Linked DNA regions of Mus musculus: regions 2 and 3 are each linked to region 1. Evidence: chromatin loops called from intact Hi-C (ENCODE). Cell type or tissue: left cerebral cortex. All regions are shown on one strand. Each heading gives the region's core, and the rest is flanking DNA. Links, peaks and the distances in the headings are about the cores only.

The links. Peaks named below come from ENCODE experiments on the same cell type or tissue, not always from the same donor. Only the 100,000 strongest peaks of a DNase experiment are listed, where the experiment ranks them.
Region 2: it touches region 1 in a loop (7-fold over the local background); 3 of 42 quality-filtered maps call a loop at or near these places.
Region 3: a loop joins it to region 1, with 1.8 times the contacts of the local background. A loop is called at or near these places in 3 of 42 quality-filtered maps.

Annotation. Positions count from the first base shown.
Region 1 is chr3:152,516,757-152,524,803 of GRCm38, reverse strand. All of the region lies in intron 8 of Ak5 (adenylate kinase 5), which reads left to right. Among named protein-coding and RNA genes, the nearest start is that of 3110067G11Rik, 31 kb to the right of the region's middle. In left cerebral cortex, for the core only: no CTCF peak of the experiment used is centred there; a DNase peak (open chromatin) is centred at 3,610; H3K27ac peaks cover 651 bases.
Region 2 is chr3:152,588,573-152,596,619 of GRCm38, reverse strand. All of the region lies in intron 6 of Ak5 (adenylate kinase 5), which reads left to right. Among named protein-coding and RNA genes, the nearest start is that of AI115009, 74 kb to the left of the region's middle. In left cerebral cortex, for the core only: no CTCF peak of the experiment used is centred there; a DNase peak (open chromatin) is centred at 3,660; H3K27ac peaks cover 1,157 bases.
Region 3 is chr3:152,576,641-152,584,687 of GRCm38, reverse strand. All of the region lies in intron 6 of Ak5 (adenylate kinase 5), which reads left to right. Among named protein-coding and RNA genes, the nearest start is that of AI115009, 86 kb to the left of the region's middle. In left cerebral cortex, for the core only: no CTCF peak of the experiment used is centred there; DNase peaks (open chromatin) are centred at 4,346 and 6,232; H3K27ac peaks cover 868 bases.

The DNA.
Region 1 (8,047 bases), core at 1,335-6,334:
ATTTTCTAAGACTCACAGTATACTGCCTCCCATCCTACCCTGGAAAGACAGCGGGGGGTAGTGTTGCAATCTTTGCTTTTGCTGACCCTTAAAGACTCAGCTAAGGCAATGGCCACCACTCATAGGGTGCATCTAAAATGTATAGACTACACGAACAAATGAGCCATGGCAAGAAAGCCAATAACAAGTCGGAGGCTTCCCATCCCCAAGAGCTAGCAATAATGGTAAACACTAACGTCTTACATAGGAATATTTTAAATGTTCAAAGAAACAAAGGGAAGAAATAAAGAAATAAAGTGGAATGGTGAAACAGCTATCAGAAGGAGTGGAAAGAGAAAGGAAGACTAAATAAATGAATATGACAGGTGGGATAGCTGATTGTCAACTTGATGGGATCTGGGACTATTTCGGAGACAAGCCTCCAGCCACACCTATGAGAGACTACGCTAGACCCTGGGTGTGCCTGTGAGGGATATTCTTGATTAAGACCTGCCTTGAAGAAGGATGGCCCAATTCCCCAGTCTTATGTCCTAGTCTACATAAAATGGAGAAAGCTAATTGAACACAAACCTTCATGGCCTTCTCTCCACATCTTTACTGTGAATGCAATGTGGTCCATTGCCTGGACTTCCAAGGTCTGATGGGCAGTGGACTGTAAACCCTTGAACTGTGAGCCAAGATAAAGCCTTCCTTTCTTCTTTCCTTCCTTCCTTCCTTTCTTCCTTTCTTCCTTCCTTCCTTCCTTCCTTCCTTGAGTTGCCATTGTTGGATATTGTTGGAGCACCAGGAAAAGTAAGACACTTGTGTCAAAAATATAATTGTTATTGAAATAAAAATTCCATTAATGGTTTGAAAAGTTTCCTGAACACAACTTAAAAAAGATGAAGGAGCAGATGAAATTGCCTTAAAATAAAGCAGAAATCAGCAGTTGTCTAGTATGAGGAAGAACTCAGTAGACACCGAGCATAGAATGAACCAACATATATATTCTGAACATTCCAGAAGAAAAGAATGAAGATGGAGCAGAGGCCATGCTTTAGCAGAGAGTGGCTGAGAATTTTATAGACATGAAAAAGACAAATTCTTAGACTGAGAGAACACAGTCCAATAAAGAATATAAAAAACTGTCTCTACTAGTCTTTCTTTATATAGTCACTGGACAAATTTTAAGTTGTACATCCCGGGCTCTGTTTAGGTACTTGTAATATATACTCACTGAGCAGATGAGGGGGCTTTTCTCAGAAGCTTACATCCTAGCAAGGAAGACACATTATAAACTGAAGGATACTGTGTTAGCAATTTCTCTAGGTTGTCAGGTGTGATAAACAAAGGAGAAACCTAGCAGGGCTAAGGGAGCTGGAGAACCAGGGAGTGGGGCTGAGCAAAGCATTAGAGAGAGTGTTCAGCTAAGTGGACGACCTCAGCAAAGAGGTGACACACAACACCAGGTGGCAACGTACAAGAGATGAAAGCCAGACCTTCAAAGCGACAAGGGATAGCAATGTGGGGGCAGCAGATTAAACAGTGCACCTGGACTTGCTGTCTGGCGCATGCTCTGAAGCAGGTACCATGCCCAATGATTTACAGTGTGTTGTTGCTAAACCTTACCAGAAAGCTGCTCGACCCCCAGGTGCAGCTGAGGAAAATGGAGCTGAGAGACTCCCCGGGGCCACACAGCTGCCGGGTTAGAGTCAGAAATCAAACTCTGATGTTCCAGACACCAACGTTTGCCTCCCCACTCTAAAGGAGCTATAATCAAGGTTCCTGAAACCTATTGCCAGTTCCAGGTGACACTTTTTAGTTATGACTCTTGACCTTGGTGCGTTTGACACTATAAATTTCACCAAATTGTCTTTTTAAAGAACCAGGTAACAAATGTCTTAGGCCTTGCAAGCCATCTGGTCTCTACTGCAGTGACTCAGAGGAAAAGAGTCATAACAATATAAAAGTAAATGAATAAGGCAGAGAGCCAATAAAACAATATGTGTGGGGAGTGAAACCTGACCTCCACATAGTTCTCATGTGATGTATTTTAACCCTTCAAAAAATGTAAGCCAACCAAGTCAAACTGAAGGTAGAGACACAAGTTGTGTTTGACTCATGTCTTCATTACTTTGGCTCAAGGATCTGAAGGAAAACAGAATATGACTTGTCTTTTAACTGAAATTAAATATATACTATTTTTTTTCGAGACATTGTTTCTCTATGTAGCCCTGGCTGTCCTGGAACTCACTCTGTAGACCAGACTGGCCTCAAACTCAGAAATCCGCCTGCCTCTGCCTCCCAAGTGCTGGGATTAAAGGCATGTGCCACCATCGCCTGGCTGTACTATTCTTAACAAAGAAAAAGAAAACAAAAATAAAAAACAGTAAGGCTGTTTTCAGTTGAGCAACAGCCAGACAGATCTGCACAGCAAGCACACTTTGCTGACCTCTGCTTGATCCTTGACATTCTCCTCATGTCAGTGTCTACCATTCCTATGATCCTTGATATTCTCTCGTCAGTGTCTACCATTCCTAGACTCCTCACTACTTCTCTTCTTTTAGGTGATTTCATCCTAAGGAAAGCACAGGAGAGAAATGTGACTGTGTCTATGCCTTATTTTGCTGTTGTGGAAACTGAAGCACCAAGAAATTAGGCAGGCAACAAGAGGCAAATCTGAGAACTCAAGAGATCAAACCAGAGCTCAAATCCAGAGAACTCAGTCCAGAGCTAGGGCAGGAGACACACTAGGCTCTGATTGTATCTTAAACCAAAGTCCAGCTGCCTTCTTCCTTTAGGGTCTTTTATGGGTGACTTCCAAAGAGATCATAGAGAGCTGGGGATTTGGGAGGCATTGAGCCTAGTCTTGAGTAGTGACTGACTGGTTTTAACTGAACATGACTTCATCCCATGTTTGGTAGCATAGAGACTCTAACCACAACCCCTAACTCAAACCCTAATCCTAAACCATGACCATAACCCATAACCCCTAATTATAACCTTACCCCTAACCATAACCCTAACACTTAACACCTAACTCCTAACCCTAACCATAACCATGACCCCTAACCCCTAACCATAACCCTAATACTTAACACCTAACTCCTAACCCTAACCATAACCATGACCCCTAACTCCTAACCCTAACTCGAACTCTAACCCCTAACCCTAACCCTATGGGATTACCTCATGGCCCATGTAGTGAGTGACTCAGCCCAGATGCTACAAAGAAGTGGGGGATGTGAAAAGGAGCACCGTGCATGTCCAGAGAGCACTTGGTGAGCCCCAGTCCATCTGGACTGCGAAGCTCCTGGCCTTGGCCTGAGGTTTTAGCCCCACGGTCTGACTCTCCCTAAGCTGCTTCTCTTCTCACTCAGTTCCCATTTCCTTGCCAAACTCTTCACTGATCCACTACTCAAACACACGTTCAGCATGGTGACTTCGGCCCCATCACACTCTGCTGCATAAGCTCTCCTCTGAGACGCTCTGCTGCAGTGGCTTCGCCCCTGAGCACCTCAGTGAGCTCCCGTTGCCTGTGTCTATCCACCAAATGGCACTGGCTGAGTTTCCCATGTGCCTCTCCACCTCAACATGTCCAGACCACCCTCCCCCACAAAATCTGCTTTTCCTTCTGTCTGCTCTATTTCTGTGAATGACATTACCACCTCCACAGCTGCCCAAGCAGAAGCAAAGGTGCCTTGCTAGTCTCTCTCCAATCTCTTCCGCCCACGTTGATTCAGCCAGGTAGGTAATCAGGTCTCCTATGCAGGAATGGCTCTGGTTCTCTCCAGTCCCGCTGTCCCTGCTTGAGCCCCTTCTCTGCCCACCTGCCTGGGACAGCTAACCAGTCTTTCTGTTCCAATCTTCTCATCACTCAAAATTATTATGAAAGCAAACTCAACCATGTCAGTCAACTACTGAAAATCCACCACCCCCCTTCCTTGATCTCAGAATCTCTTAATGTAGCAATGTGGCCATAGGAATCAGAATTTGACCCCTCCACGGCTCTACAAACTCATCCCTGTGACTGCTTCAGCCATATGAAGATATTTGCAGTCATATAAAGGAGAGTTGTACTTTTCAGGCTCCTCCCATCATAGGGAAGCTGCTATAGCCCCATCACCTCCATCCTGGATAGCCCTAATGTGCACCATCAGGACCAAACTTCTACAGGAAGCCCTTCTCTTACCACCATGCTTGGTTAACCCATGTGGTGGTGCATACCTTTAATCCCAGCACTAGTGGGGAGAGGCAGGCAGATTTCTGTCATTTCAAAGCCAGTGAGTTCCAGGCCAAACTGGGCTACAGATTGAGGCCCTTTCTCAAAAGAAAAACAAACAAACAAACAAACAAACAAAACCTAACATAGTATTTGGTTCATCTTTTTCAGGGGCCCATGACACCTTAACTCATAATGTTTGCTTGCCTGTCACAGAACCTGCCATATGAGCAGTGGAGCAGTGGGAGCAGTGGGCATACTGACAAGTCCCAGAGCGTTGTTTTTCTTGTTAAACCCGATCCATGCCTGCACTCTATGACAGGCTAGGATAACTGCAGTCCACTGGCCACTAAGTTTCTGCTCTGTCACCTGAGCCACATATGGTCAGATGAGGCTAAGTGCAGCCCACACACTTCCAGAGACAGGATCACTCCATTCCCAAGCACATAGACTTTCTAAAATACAGCCTGTGCCCAAAACGCCTCCATTAATCTACCTCTGACCTCACTGTTGTCTGTAGAAGGGAAACATGTTTTTATTGGAACAAAAGATAATTGTGGAAGCAAACCCAGGAAACAAAAGTAAATCCATTTTCATTAGGTGTTTCAGAGGGGCTAAGAGCTACAGAGAGTGAGACTGGAAACAGCATTTATCGTTTCAGAGTTATGAAATAAAACTGCATACAGTTGGAACGCACCTGCCGGTGCCACTGTCTTACCAACACTGCCGTGCCCAAACAAAACTCATGACAGACGCCTGTCCATCCCTCTCTGGTCACACCCTTGGGCCCTGTCCACCCCTCTCTGGTCACACCCTTGGGCCCTGTCCATCCCTCTCTGGTCACACCCTTGGGCCTCCCAGAGGCTTCCGCTGTTCTGGGTGCAATGTTTACCAATCCCACATCCGTCCTCCTGTTTACGTTGTCTCTAGAAACCAGAACCAGGAGTTCGGGAACTTTATCTCTTTATCACTGGCACCTAAAACATCTGGCATGCGGCAGTCAGGCATTCAGAAATCATTGGCTGGCTATTAATAATGTATTCCTGTGTGATGTAAGAGTTGGGTTTTGTTACGTTTTCCCTCCCTTATAAGTGCCTGTGTTGGTTGGGCGGTGGTGGTGCACACCTTTAATCCCAGCACTTGGGAGGCAGAGGCAGGTGGATTTCTGAGTTCGAGGCCAGCCTGGTCTACAGAGTGAGTTCCAGGACAGCCAGGACTACACAGAGAAACCCTGTCTCGAAAAAACAAAACAAAACAAAACAAAAAAAGTGCCTGTGTTGTCTGTATCTGCGTACAACTTGATGTGTTTGTTCAATCTGTGTTGGTAATGCAGACTGCTCGGTGCATTTTGATTGCATAGCTACATAAAATTATAACAAAGCTTGGTTATTCTTTCTTCCTGGGGTGGGTACACTGTGGTACTGGCACGGAAACATTCGTGGGGACCAGTGAAATCAGAGACTCAAAAAATAACCCTCCATAGCCACAACTGCCTAATCTTTGACAAAAGTTTCAAAACCATTGTGGGGAAAGGTGGTCCCATTGGCAAACAGAGGTGGAAACCTGACTATACACATACAGAAGAATAAAGTTAACTCTTATCTTTTATTAAGCACAAAAACTTACTTCAATGGGCTCAAAAATCTTCATATAAGATATTAAACTTTAAAATGGCTAGAGAAAACCTAGGAAGAGTAAGTCGAGACAGAGATGAAGACAGAAACATTCTGGGAAGACTCAGCACAGGACACCAGGACTGACAACTGGGGTTGCCTGTAATGAGAACCTTTGCACAAAGAAACAATGACTAGAGTGGAGAAATAGCTAAAGAATAGGCGAGACGTTTTTGCTAACCATTCCATCAGATGGATAGAGGGCTAATATTTGGAATATATATTTAAAAAAAAAAAACCTCCAACAACAGAAAAACCAATCTTCCTCTCAAATGAATATGTTAATGAACCAAATAGACAATCCTCAAAAGAGGAAAACAATTGTCAGTAAATACTTGAGAAAGTCTTCAAAATATTGATACATGAGGATAATGCAAGCAGAAATGGCTACCATCAAGAAAATAAACCACAACTGCTTCCGGTGAGGAAGAGGAGGAGGAGAAAGAGGAGGGGGAGGCTTCACTCGATGCTAGTGAGAATGTAAATATGTGTGGCCACCGTGGAAATCAGTGTTGAGAGTTTCCTCAGAAAAGCTAGAGGTAGAGCTCATATATCACCCAGCTCTCCTACCCATGGGTACAGATGCATGAAGGACTGTAAGTCAGCAGACTCAGAGACACTCCCATATCCATGTTTATACATTACTCTCAATTGACAAAGGTGGAATCAGCACAGATGCTGATTATCCACCAACAGGTGTATGGATAAATGAATGTGATACACAATGGGTTTGTATTCAGCTGTGGAGAAAACTGGCCTTTGTAGAAGAAAGCAATGGACCGGGAAAGCCTTGTGCTCAACAAAATGAGTGAAACCCAGAAAGATAGATCTGGGATAGTGTCCCCAGCTGTAGATCTTAGATTCTAATTTGTGTATTTACATCTATAGGTCGGAGGCAGGTCATGAAGCTAGAAGGAAGATCAAGAAGAGAGCTGAGGGGACTGGTGGGGGCAAGCATGGTGACGTGACAAGAAAGCAGATGGGGGGGGCAACCAAGGGTGGAGAGGGGGATGGGGAGGGACTCAATAAGACTGAAGTATGCGAGAAAATGCCATAGTGAAACTCAGAGCTCTGTGAGAGAACTTGCAAACAGAAAAGAGTAAAATGGAGTCATAATCCACTTGATACTTTGTTGCCTCTCTATTCACACTCTACCATTGTGATCGGTTTCAGTAATAAACATGTTTCCTCCTCACTAGGAGAAGCCACCGAAGACTGTGGAGTTTTTAAGTCTCCTTTGGCATTGTATTAGTTTAAAATAGCAACATAATTCTCTGGGTTTAAAGTCTAAAAACTGAATTTGTTGAAAATATTACTGAGATGGGCAGAGAGGATACTTTGTTGCCAGTAGTGTGAACCTGTTGTAATGAAGGGAAGTGAATTTGATCTCTGCAAGGGGGAGGTTTTCTTCATTGTTTTTCTCTCCACTAATTGTGCTAGTTTATTTAGGCTGGCTGCTAAATCCTTCTCTTCCTGGTTCCTGGAATCCATATTCTAGTGGGGTAATCATAAGCATGGGTTGGGTATGAGCAGAGCATTTCAGGCAAGTCATAAAAGTTCTTGTCACTGAAGGGACCATCTTCATTTCTCTCCATGTCAAGGGGCAAGCCAATAGCCAGCCCTCTGTGTCCGTGCCCCCTCCTGACCATGAGCCAGTCCTGTGGCTGCTCTTTCTTTGAGAACTGAATGAGAGGAGAGTCAGAGCTTAGCTCTCTCTGTTAGTTCAAGAAACTTGTTCACATTGATTGCTTTATGACTTTGAGTGGCCATCCCTCTTGTTCCAAAATAATAAGGCAAAAAGAGACGCTGGGGTGGATCAGGGGCAGAAGGAAGAAGAGGAGACGAAGACTCTGGACTACAGTGTTTTGCAGGCTTCTGTCCTTCTGATACCAGAATTTGGTTTTGGAGATGGCCTCCAGACGCTCTTTGCCAAGAGAGGAAGTTTCTGGAAAGTGGTGCTGCCTCCTCCAGTGTAGGCTGGCTGCAGAGCTGAACCTGATGACATTTCCAACCCATCCTGCCTTACGCTATAATTTTCCTACCCAGAAAAGTGAAATGCTGCCATTTCTGGCTCCCATAGTTCGGGAATGCTGACAGATTAAAAAAAATAAAATGTGTATCCACAATTCATTGAAGGCACTGAGTAGTCAGTTCTCAAGTTACCATGACAACC
Region 2 (8,047 bases), core at 1,510-6,509, 72 kb before region 1:
ACTTATTTTAATGGAGGCATTTCTTGGGAGAAATGTCAACTACCAATCTGTCTTGGCAGATGCATGCCATGTTATTTTCTGTCTTCTTAACATTGGCAAGCAGGCACAGCCTGGGGGTGTGCAGCTTTCAAGGTAATATCAAAAGGATAGAGAGGCAGTGTTTACTTCTGTTTTTTATTTGTCTTATGTGAAATATTTATCATCCTTTTTAACATAAATAATATTTACGTGTGTGTGTGTGTGTGTGTGTGTGTGTATACTCAGATGTGCTGGGTGTCTTAGTTACTTTTCTATTGCAATGAAAAGACATCATATGACCAAAGTCATATATTAGGTAGATAGATAGATAGATAGATAGATAGATAGATAGATAGATAGATAGATAGATAGATGGATACATAGATACATAGATAGATAAATAGATAGATACATAGATAGATACATAGATACATAGATAGATACATAGATAGATACATAGATACATAGTTTCATAGATACATAGATATATACTTATAAAAGCAAGTGTTTATTTGGGGTCTACAGTTTGGTGGGGAACATGGCAGCAGGTAAGCAGGTATGGTGAGTTCTGAAAATTCACATCTTGAGAACCAACCACAAAGCAGAGAGGAAAATAACTAACTAGAAATGGCATAGACTTTCAAAATCTCAAAGCCACTGTAACACACCTTCTCCAATAATGCCACACACCCCAGTCCTCCCCAAATAGTTCTACCAAACAAGAAGCAATCAGTAGTATATTGGGACTAGTTTCATTCAAACCACCATAGTGGATGTTGTGAAAGAAGAATTCAGATTAATAAGAAGAAAGTAAAAAAAAGAAAATTAAATTAAATTTAAAAAGAACTCTGAGTCTAGAATCCAGAAATAACCGCTTTAACATTTTTCATGCTGCGTTTCTCTTATATTTTGATAATATAATTGTTCATATTGTTCTTTGTTTTCAGTATTTTTATCCTCAAATTTTATCATGATTATGCCTACAAAGTCTCAGTGGGGTAACTTATTTTCCCCTTAGCAGCCTCTTCAGTAAAGACTCCAGATTTCGACTTCACAACGTCTGTGTAAGCCACATTATGAAAGCTGATTCTGTTGTCCGCCTCTTAAAGAGCACACAAATGAAGATCCTGTTGGCTCTGATCCTCATATCATGGGGAGTTGAAAAGCCCATATTTATTAACAATTATATCACCCTGCCCTCTGGCAGTCACTCTGGAGATCCAGAGAATGCCCGAGACAAGTTCTGAGCCCAGCAAGTTTCCAGCCAGAGCTGATGCTAAGACACAAGGGAAGCTCAAAGGTGCGCCACTTTGACTGCAGGTAGAATTTTGCTTAATTACTTGGAGAGTTCACGGATCTCGAATCCCTTTCCACTTTACAGTGAGTCATGCTTCAAAGAACTGTGTTTCCTTACCTCAGACACAATTATAATGTCGACCAGAGTAATGTGATTTGCTAGTGGAATCTCCTGATCCTAGCAAAAGAAAAAAGAAAAAAGAGAGAGGAAAATGAATAGACGTATTTTTGAAAGCTCTAATAGCTTACAATGATTGGCTTAAGAAAAACCACTGTTTTCACTCATGGAAATACAAAAATAAGAGCAAGACTCCATTCTGCACACACACACACACACACACACACACACACACACACACACAAACTTCCCAAGCTTAAAAGAAGAATTGAACCATCAAAGATGCCCTTCAGGTTTTAATAATTTAGGTCATATAAAGATGTGTTCTTTTGTGTGAGGAGTATTTTTGTATAATTAACTTATCACTATGGAAAGGCCTTATACTCACACATCTAGAAAGTGGAATTAAGAATGAGTTTTTAGGCTCTGCTCCGAACTTTGTCTCTGTAACTCCTTCCATGGATATTTTGTTCCTCATTCTAAGAAGGAACAAAGTATCCACACTTTGGTCTTCCTTCTTCTTGAGTTTCATGTGTTCTGCAAATTGTATCTTGGGTATTCTAAGTTTCTGGGCTAATATTCACTTATCAGTGAGTGTATATCATGTATTCTTTTGTGATAGGGTTACCTCACTCAGGATGATGTCCTCACTCAGGATGATGATCCATCCATTTGCCTAAGAATTTCATAAATTCATTGTTTTTAATAGCTGAGTAGTACTCCATTGTGTAAATGTACCACATTTTCTGTATCCATTTTTCTGTTGGGGGACATCTGGGTTCTTTCCAGCTTCTGGCTATTATAAATAAGGCTGCAATGAACATAGTGGAGCATGTGTCCTTATTACAAGTTGGAACATCTAACTAACCAGTACCCTCAGAGCGCCTTGGAACTATACCACCAATCAAAGAAAACACATGATGGAATTTGTGGCTCTAGCTATATTTGTCGCAGAGAATGGTCAAGTCGGTCATCAATGTGAGGAGAGGCCCTTGGTCCTGTGAAGACTCTATGCCCCAGTATAGGGGAATGCCAGGACCAGGAATGGGAGTGAGTGGGTTCGGAACAGGGGGAGGGTGGAAGGGATAGGGATCTTCAGAGGGGAAACTAGGAAAGGGAATAGCATTTGAAATGTAAATAAAGAAAATATATAATAAAAAATATTCTGTCTGCTAATAAAAAAAAAGAATGAGTTTTTAAAGTCAGGCATAGTAGGACACACCTTTAAATCCAGCATTCGGGAGGTAGAGGCAGGAGGATCTTTGTGAATTCTAGGCCAGTGTGGTCCACAGAGCCAGTTCCAATGCCAGCCAAAGCTACATAGTGAGACCATGTCTCAAAAGAAAAAAAATTTTTTTATCATACTGTGCAAAATTTTCTAGTCCAACATATGATATTGGTAATGTAAAGAAAATAAATAAAAAATGCTTTAAAACTGCATATGGTAAAGATAAAAAATAAAAATAGTAAGTCAGCCAGTTGAAAAGAATAAAAAATGAGAGAATTTGGTCCAAAGAAGCCAAACTCAGTAACTGGACAGCTACAGGAAAGCAGTGAACTGTTCTCTGAGCTTCTCGGACTCTCAGCAAGCCTCTGGCCAGATCACTCGACAGCGTCAACGCCCATTGTTTATTGTCTCTCAGTGTAAGTCAAACGGCCAGATACAGTGTCAGTATCCTTCGCCCTCTGTGAAACCTGCCAGGAATTAACCACATCAATATTTACCAAAGCTGAGAAAGTTTGTCAGAGGCAGGACCTGCCACGGATGCACGGATCTTAGGCAAGCTGAGGATCATGGATACTTTGGTAATGATGCCAGGTTGGGTTTATCAGAGTTTAGATGTTAGGAGTGTTTATAGCACAAGAAGAGGGTCAGAAAAGCCATGAGCAGAATCAGGAGGAGTAGATTCCTTCTGGAAGGGTCTGGGTTATTTGCTCATTCGCTAATGCAAAAAGACTGTTGTCCTTGGAGACAGATCTCAGCTGAATGAACTTGCCTGGAGAGGTTCTAAGTAAGAGCAGAGTCTCGGGGCTGGCAAAGGAAATGAGTCAGAAGGAGAAAGCCAAGGGGAGAGAATAGGAGACTTAAGGGGTCTGAGAATAGAGCCAAGTACTGAGGGCTGCTTGTTTGAGAAATGAGGAAGATGCAAACTGCAAAAAGCCTGTTCCTTTCCACACTTGTAGGGAAGCTCGTGAATCTTGTGGTCCATTTCTTGTTTGGTGGATAGACAGACATAGAAGACAGATTGGAGTGGGCAGACACGTGGGTGGTGAAAAAGGAGAGTTGGTGGGAAGTGTGGAAAACTCAAGATGTCTGACTGGGAAAGAAAGAAAGAATGTCAGGCAGAGTGAGGGGTAAGTGGAGCTGAAGAGGGTTTGGGGTTCCTAAACACGTTGACGTCTTCATATCATACTTGTTTGGGATTTGTTTGGTTGGTTGTTTCGGTTTTGTATTGTTTTGTTTTGTTGGCAAGGTCTTGCTATGTCACCCAGGCTAGCCTAGAACTCATAGAGTCCCAAGGGTAGGATTCCAGGCGTATGTCACCATGTCAGCAGTGCTGGCTTTCTTTTAGGAAGAACAAAACTCGGGGTGCTTCAGTTCAAGAGATCCACTTAAGAAAAAAAGGCTTACTGTGAGTGAGTCTCAGCAGCTGTATCTAAAAGTCTAAGGCTAATCCAACCATCAGTTCAACACATAGATGCCATCCTCATGGGCGGGGCCAAAAATGAACAAGGTAAGCTTTCTGCCCTTTAGAATCTATAGTTCGCTAGAAATGGTCATAGGAAGGATGGTCTGGGAAGGAAGCAGGCAGCCACTTAATTTAAGTTAAAAGTTGTTTTAAGTTAATTTAACTTAAAACAAGCTAGGAAAAAGCCATGAAGAAGGGCCAAGAAGATTAAGAAGGCCTCACTGTGCAAGCCCACATCCTTCTAGCCTGGTCCTCTGACATCTGCTGACATGCAGACCCCCCATGAAGGGTCAGCTTCACGTCTCGGTGGATAACCTTTTCCACTCCGCTTCTCCTTCGTGGATCCTGCTCGCTGTTGCTCATTTCCCTACATTTTTCTCAGCACAGACTCTCCCAGGCTCCTGTCTTAGAATTTCTTGGGCCAGAATTGGCTCTTGTGTCTTTGCTTGGTGGCCGTGTGGTAGGAGAAGGATGGTCCCAGCAGGATCCAGGTCAAACCCAGTTCCCATCATTTATCTATAGCAGGATGAGAAAGATGTGTTTCCCCAACACTATGATGCAGAGATCAACATGAAGGTTTCTCCCAAGAGCAAACAAAACACTGGGTACCATCCATGGACATACCACTAGGGCTTTTAACTCAGACTATATAGAATCCCAAGCTCCTTTGCAGGGTCTTGGGCAAATTACTTAATCACTCTGTACCTCAGAGTCCTCCTTTCTAGAAAGGGGTTCTAATAGGAATCTATCTCAAAACATTTAAAAAGAATAGGGCAATAGAGGAGGATGGGGTGCCATCATCATTACTGCTGTGAATTATTGTAACAAAAGATAATGATTGAAATCTCTGCTATTCATCCTTTATAAATATATATAGTACTTTTAGTTTTCAGATAATTCACTTCTGAGAACACAGTGTTTAGCTTTTTAAAAATTCCTTTGCATTCTTCTGGGTTTTCTTTTCACGATGTGGCTTGACAAACATGAACAGAACATCATAATACTTCAATTATTGTTGTTCTCCAAGTACATAAAATGACCCAGAACATCATGCAGGTTGTCACAAAAACACCACCACACCAATCTAGACCTTCCTTAAGCTCGTGTTTCTTTAGCCTATGCATAAGACATCAGTGAGGACAGCTTGGGCAGAGCCCTGGCCTAGTCTGCACAAGGCCCTGGGTTCTATTGCCAGCACTAAAAAAAAAAAATGGATTAAAAATTTAATTGAATAACTAAATTATGAATCATGTAACCTTTAATTTTCTAAGTAGCTTCAGTGGGAAATTTATTCAAATCAAGTCAATAAGAGTCCTTTCAAAGTAGAAATGAAAATTGGTAACAAGCACACTAGAAAGCTATTTTGCTGGTCATCAGAAAAAACATATCCACAATGAAAGTCCACTTTATATTATTAAATGAAGAGATTGTTCTAACGCACAATGTTCAAGTCTAAATTGCTGCCAACTTGAGATTCTGTGCCAGGAACAAAGCTTATGCACTCTGCATGACCTTTGCCTCGTTGTCTTGAACCCTGAAATACATCTGGATGTGGTGGCCACCACAGATGGGGATGAGAGTCAGTGAGTATAAAAGATGGCTATCCAGGAGAAGACAGAAATGGCATGCCAGACAGAAACCACCACATCACTGTGAGGCTGAGGTGGAATAGCCAAGAGTTCAAGGTCAGCCTGAGCTACATAGTGAGATCTTATCTAAAGAATTACATTTCGTCTCTACTTTTTAAACTGTCTTTTGCTAAAATGTTTATTTGCCAGAGTCCAGCTCCGGGAATTCACAGGATGACCCAAGAGGAGATAAGGAGCCAGCGAGGGAGGGGCGAGCCGTGTGTGGTACTCAGGGGAATCTTGCAGCTCTGACTGACTAGCAATCAGGTTGCCTCTTTATTTATACCGGTTTCATAGAACGAAGGCAAAGTAATGGTTATCCAAGAAGTACAGATTATAGCATTGTGTTCCTGGACATTTGATTTTTCATTGAATGTCTGGGGTTACAGGTTCAGTCACAGAAAGTACAAGTAAAACAGATTTTATTTATATCATCAGCCCTATAACTTCAAAGAATCTAAAGAATGTCTCCACCAAAGCAAACACATTTATTATATGATAGCCTGGTTTGGAGGGAGGTGCAGTATTTCCAGTTTAAAGCACTCCAGACAAACAAAATATCTGAACTAGTCCTTTATGAATAGCAAATACTAATACCTAATTCTTTAGCATTTCATCTTCTGCACTGTACAATAGGAAAAGGAATTTTAGTCAATTTATCTAGTTTATTTACCGAGGTCTATTCCTCCAGATTGTAGCCCTGTCTTTAAATAACATTTCAGAGAGCTCCAAGTGTATTGTAAACTATTACCAATCCTCCTGCCTAGTCAGAGTTTGTCAACTGTCTCTGCATTTACCCTGTTCCAATCACGTCATTTGAGTTTTCAGAGCCCTCATAAAGAAATCCCTAATGTCGCAGTGCTTATTCCTGCTTACCACGATCTCCAGGGCAAAGCGAAGACTTCCAGTGAGGGCCAGATAAACTTACTTCCCTAAAAGCAGAATGGATAGTAAGTTTAGGACTTTCCTCAGAAGACACAGACATAATTTTCTCTGGGAAAAAGACATAAAATGAAGCATAATACAGAAAGTCCCCAAGAACACACACAACACACAGAAACCAAGAGCACAACACACAGAAACCAAGAACACAACACACAGAGACCAAGAACACAACACACAGAGACCAAGAACACAACACACAGAGACCAAGAACACAGCACACAGAGACCAAGAACACAACACACAGAGACCAAGAACACAACACACAGAGACCAAGAACACAGCACACAGAGACCAAGAACACAACACACAGAGACCAAGAACACAACACACAGAGACCAAGAACACAGCACACAGAGACCAAGAACACAGCACACAGAGACCAAGAACACAGCACACAGAGACCAAGAACACAGCACACAGAGACCAAGAACACAGCACACAGAGACCAAGAACACAGCACACAGAGACCAAGAACACAGCACACAGAGACCAAGAACACAGCACACAGAGACCAAGAACACAGCACACAGAGACCAAGAACACAGCACACAGAAACCAAAACCTAAAAGTAGGAGACAGGGGGACAGCAACTGCAGCATTCGGCTTAGTGCTATGGGAACTGTGCCAAACAGCTGTGCTGGCTTCAGGACTTCTGCCATTTCCAGTGGATATGGCTGTGCCATACATTCCTTTGAGTAAATTGAGGGGACCAGATTTTTCAACACACAAGTCAGGTAGCTCACAGCTGGCTATAACTTCAGCTATCTGGAGAATCCATACCTCTGGGCCCCTTGGACACTTGCGCACGTGCACACATTCATACATGTGTGCATGCACACATGCACACCACATTGTACTACACTGAGGCCCAAACTCCTAGCATGGGAACATCTGAGAGACACACTCAAGTCTCAGCCAAATCACAGGACCTAGCAACAGTGACTGCTGCAGTCTTCTTTTCCGTGTGAGCGCCAGAGACGTTTCAGATGATCAGCACACGGCTGGTTCACTCTTGATGTGCTGCTGTAGATGGATGTGTGAGCACCAGCATATGTCATAGGTAGAATGCTCAGGAAGGGGAGTGTGGTTTCAGCTTATGGACAAGTTTCCTTCCACTAGAGACAGACGTCTCTCTACTCTTTCATAAGGTCAATTCACAATGGCAAGGATTGTTGGGTCTCAAACACTGGTAAATGTCTGTGTGGCTTAAGCTTTCAGCCCCTGCAATTTCCTAAGCTGATAACTCGTATGTTGTAGCTGGTAAGTGTTTGCCTTCGACCATCTGATCAGATATCAACCATTTTGTCTGTGAATGGTACCATGACACATCAGAAATGAAGATGTGTGCATGA
Region 3 (8,047 bases), core at 1,510-6,509, 60 kb before region 1:
CACCTGATCCTTACCAGCCCTCAAATGACGCAACCGAATTTAAAACTAAAAATACATTTTCTTTAAAAAATGTACAATGAATTTCAGAAAGATGCCCCACAAAACTCTAAAGACGGGTTTGCACAAAGCAGGGTGAAGCACGTGCTGTTTCTCTTTCATGACAACAGGCAGGAAAATTTGAGTGTAACCTAATCACGGCTGCCCCTTTGCTGAAGACTCACACACTGGAATTTAGGCATCCCAAGACTTCCCACATGCTGTCCTTATAATTTCTATGGGAAGAAATTATTGTGAAATTTCAATGTTTTGAGAGACTTTTTAAAGTTATTTTAACCAATAGAGTGTGGCTAAATCTTTGTATAATATTCTGAAACAGACTGTGGTTAAATCTTTGTTTAATTTTCTGAAACAAATAGACTGTGTTAGAATCTGTTTGACATTTTGTTTGATTTTGAGTCTTTCCTGATACAGTTGGCTTAACTGATGTCAAATACCAAGGCTTTGCAATGAGTCTCTAAACCCTGTCCCCAGGCGGACCAGGAAAATCTATCAAGTCACTTTTAATAAAGAAATAAGGCCTTAAGTTACTTATCCAAAAAAGTAACATAGAGTAAAGAGGCTTGGTGAGGTCTTCTGACACTTGAATGTTACTATATCAAAGTCTTTAGAGACGTATTGTGGTGTGCGTGTATGTGGTATGTGTGGTGTGTATGCATGGTGTGCGCGCGCACACACACACACAGGTATGCATGCCTGTGTGCACACATGCAGGACAGAAGAGGCACTGAACATCCTCCTCCATTACTGTCCTTGTCATCCTCTAAAGCAGGGTCTCCTCATCCTTTGAGGCAGGCTCTCCTCATCCTCTGAGGCAGGCTCTCCTCATTCTCTGAGGCAGGCTCTCCTCATCCTCTGAGGCAGGCTCTCCTCATCCTCTGAGGCAGGCTCTCCTCATCCTCTGAGGCAGGCTCTCCTCATCCTCTGAGGCAGGCTCTCCTCATCCTCTGAGGCAGGCTCTCTCCCTGAACCTGGGCTCATGTTTCTCAGCGAGGCTGGAGCCAGCGAGCTGCCATCATCCCTGTTGTCTCCACATGCTCTCTTGAAGCTGAGGTACACCCAAGCATGGGATACCCAGCTTGTTATGGAGGTGCTGGGATTCAAACCCTAGTCCTCAAGCTTTCAAAGCAAACACTCGGCCACTCAGCCATTTCTCCAGTCCTAGATCAAAATCTTTACCTACAATTTCCAAACATTTTTTTCTTTCCAAATAAAATAGAAATACTGTAGAGTGGGGCACATACCAGCTAAACTTTTTTTTTCTGATTATAATTGAGTGTCCAGTTTCTGTTCTTGGAGTCTTAGCATGAACATTGACTGATTTGGTGTGTGTGTGTGTGTGTGTGTGTGTGTGTGTGTGTGTGTGTGTGTGTGTAGAAATGCTGACTCAGCAGCAGCCTTGTCATCTGTTGTAGGGGATCTATCTAGTTTGCTTGGCCATTCTTTTATTCTTTGATGCTTAAATCTCTGAGATTTATATGACAAGAATCTTTGATTATCTGTATCACAACTTTCTCTTTCAGAGCTATTTTTTAAAAATTAAATTCATAATTCTTTAGATTCTTGAAACATACAGCAACATGACTTTTGTGGGAAAGCCTGTCAATCTATAGTCCCACCAAGAGCGTAGGAAGCGCCCACTGCTGCACCCCGCCAGAAGGGCACTGCAGTTTAAAGATGTGTTTCAATTATATATGTTGGTTCCTTTCTCATTGTTGTGACCAAATACCACTAAGAGAAGAAGGGTTCATTTTAGGGGACATAGTCTATATGACAGCAGGACTAGCTCCTATCTAAGGAGGCAGGAGACTGCCTGCTCACAGCTGAGGAGATCAGGAACTGAGAAGAATTTACCAGCAGCACCCAGTTACCTTCCTCCTGTGTCCCTTTGTATTCAGTTTGGACCACACCCTATGGGCTGGGGCCATACATATCTGTTAAACCTCTCTGGAAACACGCTCCCAGACAGGCCCAAGGATGTGTGTGCCAGGTGACCGAAGAGGCAGTTGAGTTGACTATGAGCACATTTCAGCACAGACACAGAGCTCAGAGATGATTGTGGTCCTAGAGGCCATTCAAGGTAGCTCTTCATTCAACAGAAGAGCGTTTTGCAAGGGGTGGGGCTGACCAGACCCTGAGGAGTGACTTCCCCATCCTCCATTGGGATCCTGTCTTAGTCAGGGTTTCTATTCCTGCACAAACATCATGACCAAGAAGCAAGTTGGGGAGGAAAGGGTTTATTCAGCTTACACTTCCACATTGCTGTTCATCACCAAGGAAGTCAGGACTGGAACTCAAGCAGGTCAGGGAGCAGGAGCTGATGCAGAGGCCATGGAGGGATGTTCTTTACTGGCTTGCTCAGCCTGCTCTCTTATAGAACCAAGACTACCAGCCCAGAGATGGTCCCACCCAAGGGGCCTTTCCCCCTTGATCACTAATTGAGAAAATGCCTTACAGTTGGATCTCATGGAGGCATTTCCTCAACTGAAGCTCCTTTCTCTGTTATGACTCCAGCTATGTCAAGTTGACACAAACCAGCCAGTACAGATCCCTTGCGTAACACACACTGGCACAGAATGTATGAGCAAACTCCTGACTGAGTGTTTTTCTGTGCCAGGACGCCATGGAACTGTCATAGCGGATTAATTCACAATTTAATTACATGTTCCAAAGTTGTCAATGATTTTGAGCTGAAAGTATTCTGTATTTTTAAAAAAAAAAAATCAACAAACAAATTTCTAAACATGGCCCTATAACAGTATTATAAAAAAAAAAAAATCAGAAATTATTCTAACATGAAGACTCACCCCCTGCAGCTTTATGAATGCCTTTTGGTCCACAAGACACATAGTATATTGGGGTAAATACGTTGTTTTTGAGAGTCCCACTTAAGACAGCATTTTTCCCAATTGAATGGATCCCAGCTGAGAGGCAGGGAATACACATCTGAAATCATGTTGGTGTCCTGGTTAGTTTATCTGTGCATGTGCCATAGATACAACATTTAGTTTTAGCCTCATTTTTTGCCCACATTCTCTCATACCATTATTCAAAGTAGGAATATAAATCACTTTTAAACCCCAAAACCACTCCAGAAAAAGCTGCTGGCAGCTCATCTGTGGACAGGTCCCTGTTCTGTTCTCAGCCAAGCAAAGCGCCCTTGGGTCTTGCTTCATTCTATCTTTTACTGTGCCTGAGAGGAAAGTGACCCATCGAGTCATGAGCAGTTATCACGCAGGCTTCCCGGATGAGACTTCCCTCTTAGGTTGAAGGTCGCTATCACATTTTCAGCCCACTTATCATATGCCCGTTGAGGTAATTCATTGTTTAAACTAAGAAATACACAAGCTAAGTAGAGCAGTTTCTTCCCCAAATATTCCTTTTAAAATTATTCGTATTATTTTTAATTATGTGTAGGTGTGTACCTCTGTGGGTGCATGTGGGGGTGTGCAGGCCAGTGCAGGCACCACTGGAGGTGGGGGTGTCAGATGCCCTGGAGCTGGAGTTCCAGATGGTTGTGAACCCAGACATGAGGGCTGGCAACAGAACTCAGGTCCTCTGGAAGAGCAGCCAGTGTTCTTAACCACTGAGCCATCTCTCCAGCCCCTCCTAATGTTTGCTATGCTTGGGAGCAGTCTTTCCTCTCACTTTGGTAAGTAAAGGTTTATTTGAGAAGTGAGCACTTAGCAGGCTAGAAAAATTTGTGAGTGCATTATTTTTACTAAGTTTAATTATGTTGTTGATAAGTGCACTGTTTGGCACTTAAAATTACTCTCCCTGTTGACCCAGCCTTTATATAGTTCCCGCTAACAAGGTTAGTTATTTATTCTGAGCGCAGCAACTCCTGATTTAATTTCCGTTTTCTCCGTAACACTGGTCTGGAAGGTTTGGTGACTCTCGCCTCACACAGCAGATGAGGAAACGGAGGATGTTCGATACAGAGCCATCTTACTCACCTGAAGGGCAGGGGGGCTCTGGTTCAACCTTATGTCCCTGATGCCTTAGGATGCCATAGCATTGTTCAGAGCACTGACCTGAAGCAGAGACGCCAGGGTCCTTTCCCTGGTGCCCACACCAGAGTCCTGATGCCCAGCTGGATCAGCAGCATGGCCAGCGGCCGTATGAAGGCAGGCAAGCCATGTGGGCTTTTGCAGCCTCTTAATGACGTCAGAAGGGGTGCCAGCATGAGTGCAGATCTGACACCCAGACCTGAAAGAGCTAATACTGGAGCAAGTGGGAGGTGACCACAGCTCACCACCATCCCCTGGGGAGTTCACACGGCACCCACACCCCTCATGTGGTTGGGAAGTGTGGAAAGGTGTTTTCTTTTTTACATTTTATGTTTACGGATACCCTGACAAGCCTATTTTCAGTTCCTCTGCTTCCCAGCTTGGGTCTGAGAGCCATACGCAGTGCAGCCAGCAGTAGATTGGAAAACAGTGACGCTCTGGATCTTCTTTTAGCTGCACAGGTGGCTTCTGTCAGTGTCGGCATCACAGAATACAACTCTTCAGAGAGGCTAGGAGAATCAGAGACTTGAAGTGGCCCCATGTGGAAAATGGTGTGGTGCAGGGGAGAAATGATGGTTTGAGTTCAGGAAGACAGGATTGCCTCTCCAAGTATGGCTGACCGTCAGAACCCCTGCTGGGCCATCTCTGTAAATCAACAAACTGTGTTAATATTTACGTCAGTGGGCTGCTGGGATGCTCAATAAGAGAATGACAGTGGAAGTGTATTGTAAATGATCAAGAGTTTAGCGGTTTCCTGATTTGTTTTTTTAATGTTTAATGTTTCTGTATCAAAAACCCAGCAGCCAAATCATGCCCCTGCGGTGAGCATTTGTGGCTCCTGGAACCATGTGAGAACACAAAGAAGGGCACCATGGGTCTATACCACTCGCAGCTCCAAGTACTGAATGGTGACTATGGAGCAAGCATGCCTTATTTAAAGTCTACAGTGACGTGGTTTAGGCTACATCCCTCCCTCGCGCCCACTGGAGACTCGTGGTGTTCTCTCACTGGCCCTGTGGAAAGGGGGCTACTAAATCTCCAGCGGATACAAACGTGAGCTAAGAAAGCAAAGACTTCATACATGCCAGGATGCTTTTCTTCAAACCCGTCTCTCCTCACCTGTGACTGCTGTCTCAATGGCTGGTGCTAGAACTCTCCTCTTTGATCCCCCGTTCTCTCTGATTTCCGAAGGGAACTGTTGGCTTTTTGATGTTATATTTACCAGGAAGGCTGAACACTGTCAGCAAAGGTAGAAGGGAGAGGGAAGGCAGGATAACAAAAAGGCTGCTTTGGGTAAACGACACCAATAAATGGCACTGCACTGTAGTAAACCAGAAGCGATGGTTCACATCCCTCCACTTGAGTTCTTCAAGTGAGGTGGCAGTCACGTCTCCACAGGTATGAAGCATATCCTGTCTCCATCTCAGACTTCAGGCCGTCCTTCCTGATCCCTTCTAGACTCCCCTCTCCTCCTGTTTGTTTTGCAGTCTCAAGTCGGCACCAAAGCCATGTGCCAGACTCCCAATGGGACAGTTCTCTCTACTCATCATGGAGGTCAGGTCAGCAAGCCTGCCCAGACTATGCTATAACGTCTGCTCAGCCCTACAGCCCTCCCTACACCTCTTCCTTCAATAACTGTGAGCGCCATCTCCTGAGACGTCGGTGCCAAGCCCCACTGACCACATGCTGCCTCTCTCACTCTCTGCTTCCTGTGTCCAGTCAACAGCCAAGGTCTCAATATCCCTACTCTGAGGTGTCTCTTCACGTTGGCTCCTCTTCTTCAACCCCATTGTCACCCCATCGTGCCATAGCCACAACTGTGCCTCTGCTGATATTAATGCAACAGTCGCTGCTCCCCAAAACCCCTCTTAGCCGGTTCTCTCCCATGCACTGCCTCACACTTCATGGCTGATGCTACACTCCTGCCTTTGTTCTGCCGCTCACAGTCGGCAGGGCTCCCTTGCTGTGTCTTGAATAACGGGGTTTTCAGTATGAACCTTCCTGTGTCACGTTTCCTTCCGACTTTGCTGAGAGCTCAGAGGTTCCCTCCGTGGGTAACCGTCTCGTTCTTTTGTGCGTTTATAGAGATACTTGTCTGAGTGTTTCTGCCTTTGGAGGCCGCCTATTCACTCTCTCAGGTTTAACACGAATGTCACGATCTTGAGGAGCTCCCCCCTCCCCCCGAGCTTTGTGTTCCTATGGCAACCTGAAAATACCATGCCGTTTCATTAAGAATGTTCTTCTAGGCACCATGAGATTGTTTTATTCATACCTTTTATGTGTACTCTTACCGTCAAGGTGATCTGCCTCACCAGGCCACCCCGTTAAGCTCTTTAACTTGGTTGTCCAGGATGTATCAATTATCTGTCTAAACCGTTTGCTACACAACATTCTAACCAGTAAAATCTATGGCATTTCTACAATACTCATTTGACTGACATTCAGTTTCTCCCCTCCCTTCTGTGTGGGTGGTCTCGGACAGTGTCCATGTAAGGTTCTGATTATGAAGCAGGCTGGACAAAAAGATCTACATAATTTTCATAGTAATAATGACAACGCTCCCTTCACATGCTCACCCTCAGACAAAGAAACAAAACGCAGCCATTGCATCTGTAACCCTGAAAAATGACGGTGTCCCACCTCCCAGTCCTCACCCCACCCTGTAGTGCCCATTTCAGACACGTCTTTGTATATGTGCCCCAGTTCTGTGACAATCGTTTTGGCAATCCATTTGATTTGTCTCTCCTGGTGCATAAGCGTTCAATGAAATGAAGGCCCAGGAGAAGGTGTGCCATGCAGTACTCAGGGAATAGAACAGAAGTACAAGTGACCAAGTGACATGGTGAATGAAGGCAAGTTGTGTTGGGGACTGGCCTGAAGAAGGGTCCTGTAACAAGGATATTATGAATGGTATCTTCAAAGACGACAGAAGCTTCCTGCGTCTGCTCAGAATGCAGAGTTCTGGGAAAAAACCTCACTCCCACCCTTAGAAAAATAACAGAAACAGGCAGAGGAGCTGCACAGTTGCACCTTTCCTTAGATCCAGTGGGAAATTGGGGTTCCAAGGGAGCCAGCTTAGTCAGACGTCTGGCAGAAGATGAGGATTGGCCAGGAAGAGGTTTGCTGGGCAGAGAGAGGCAAGGGGAAGGAGCTCCCTTCTAGGAGAGCTGACTGACTTGGAGAGGCAAGCTGTGAGCTTGCATGGGGGTGGGGTCAGCTATGAGTGTCCAGGGGAGGGGAGGCCTCTGGATGGCTACTACAGCAGTAACTGTCTTCTTGTGGGGCATGACCAAGATTTCAGTACAGAGGACTGAGGGAAGCTGGCAGGACACTTTCACAGATACAGGGACAGATTCTGATGCACAGCACAAAACAAAGGCCTCAAGTTCAGGAAAACTCCCCAGAGAGCCACCCCCAAATACATCAGATGTCCCTAGAGGAGTCTGACATCTCAGAGCCCTGCAGGTCACTGTAGAAGCCAATCGCTCAAATCCGGCCTCACACACTACAGAAGCCTGAGGCACAGGGCAAGCAAGCTTGTTCCAAATGTAACGACAATTCACCTCAGCCCCTGCTCTCTGCCGTGTCTGGCTTCCTACAAATATCATGGGCCATACATGCTACATGACAGGGAAAGGCATACTCCCAATGGACAGGGAAGTCACCAGAACTAGACAGCGTTTGCAAGAACAGCACCCCCAGCTCACACCCGTACTCAGGATTCTCATGGTGGACAACCAAGTTCAGATGGGTAAGTCTGGAGAGAGAGAGAGAGAGAGAGAGAGAGAGAGAGAGAGAGAGAGAGAACAACAGAAACTTACAGAGACTCAGTAAGACAAAGACCGACAATGCCAACTGGGCTCTCCAGCCACATACCCACAGAAGGAAGCAAAGAAATCCACTGAGGGTCAATGGAGATTGATTAGCCTGGAGCACATGGGGGGCGGGGTAAATAAACATCCCAGATGTCCTAATATCTG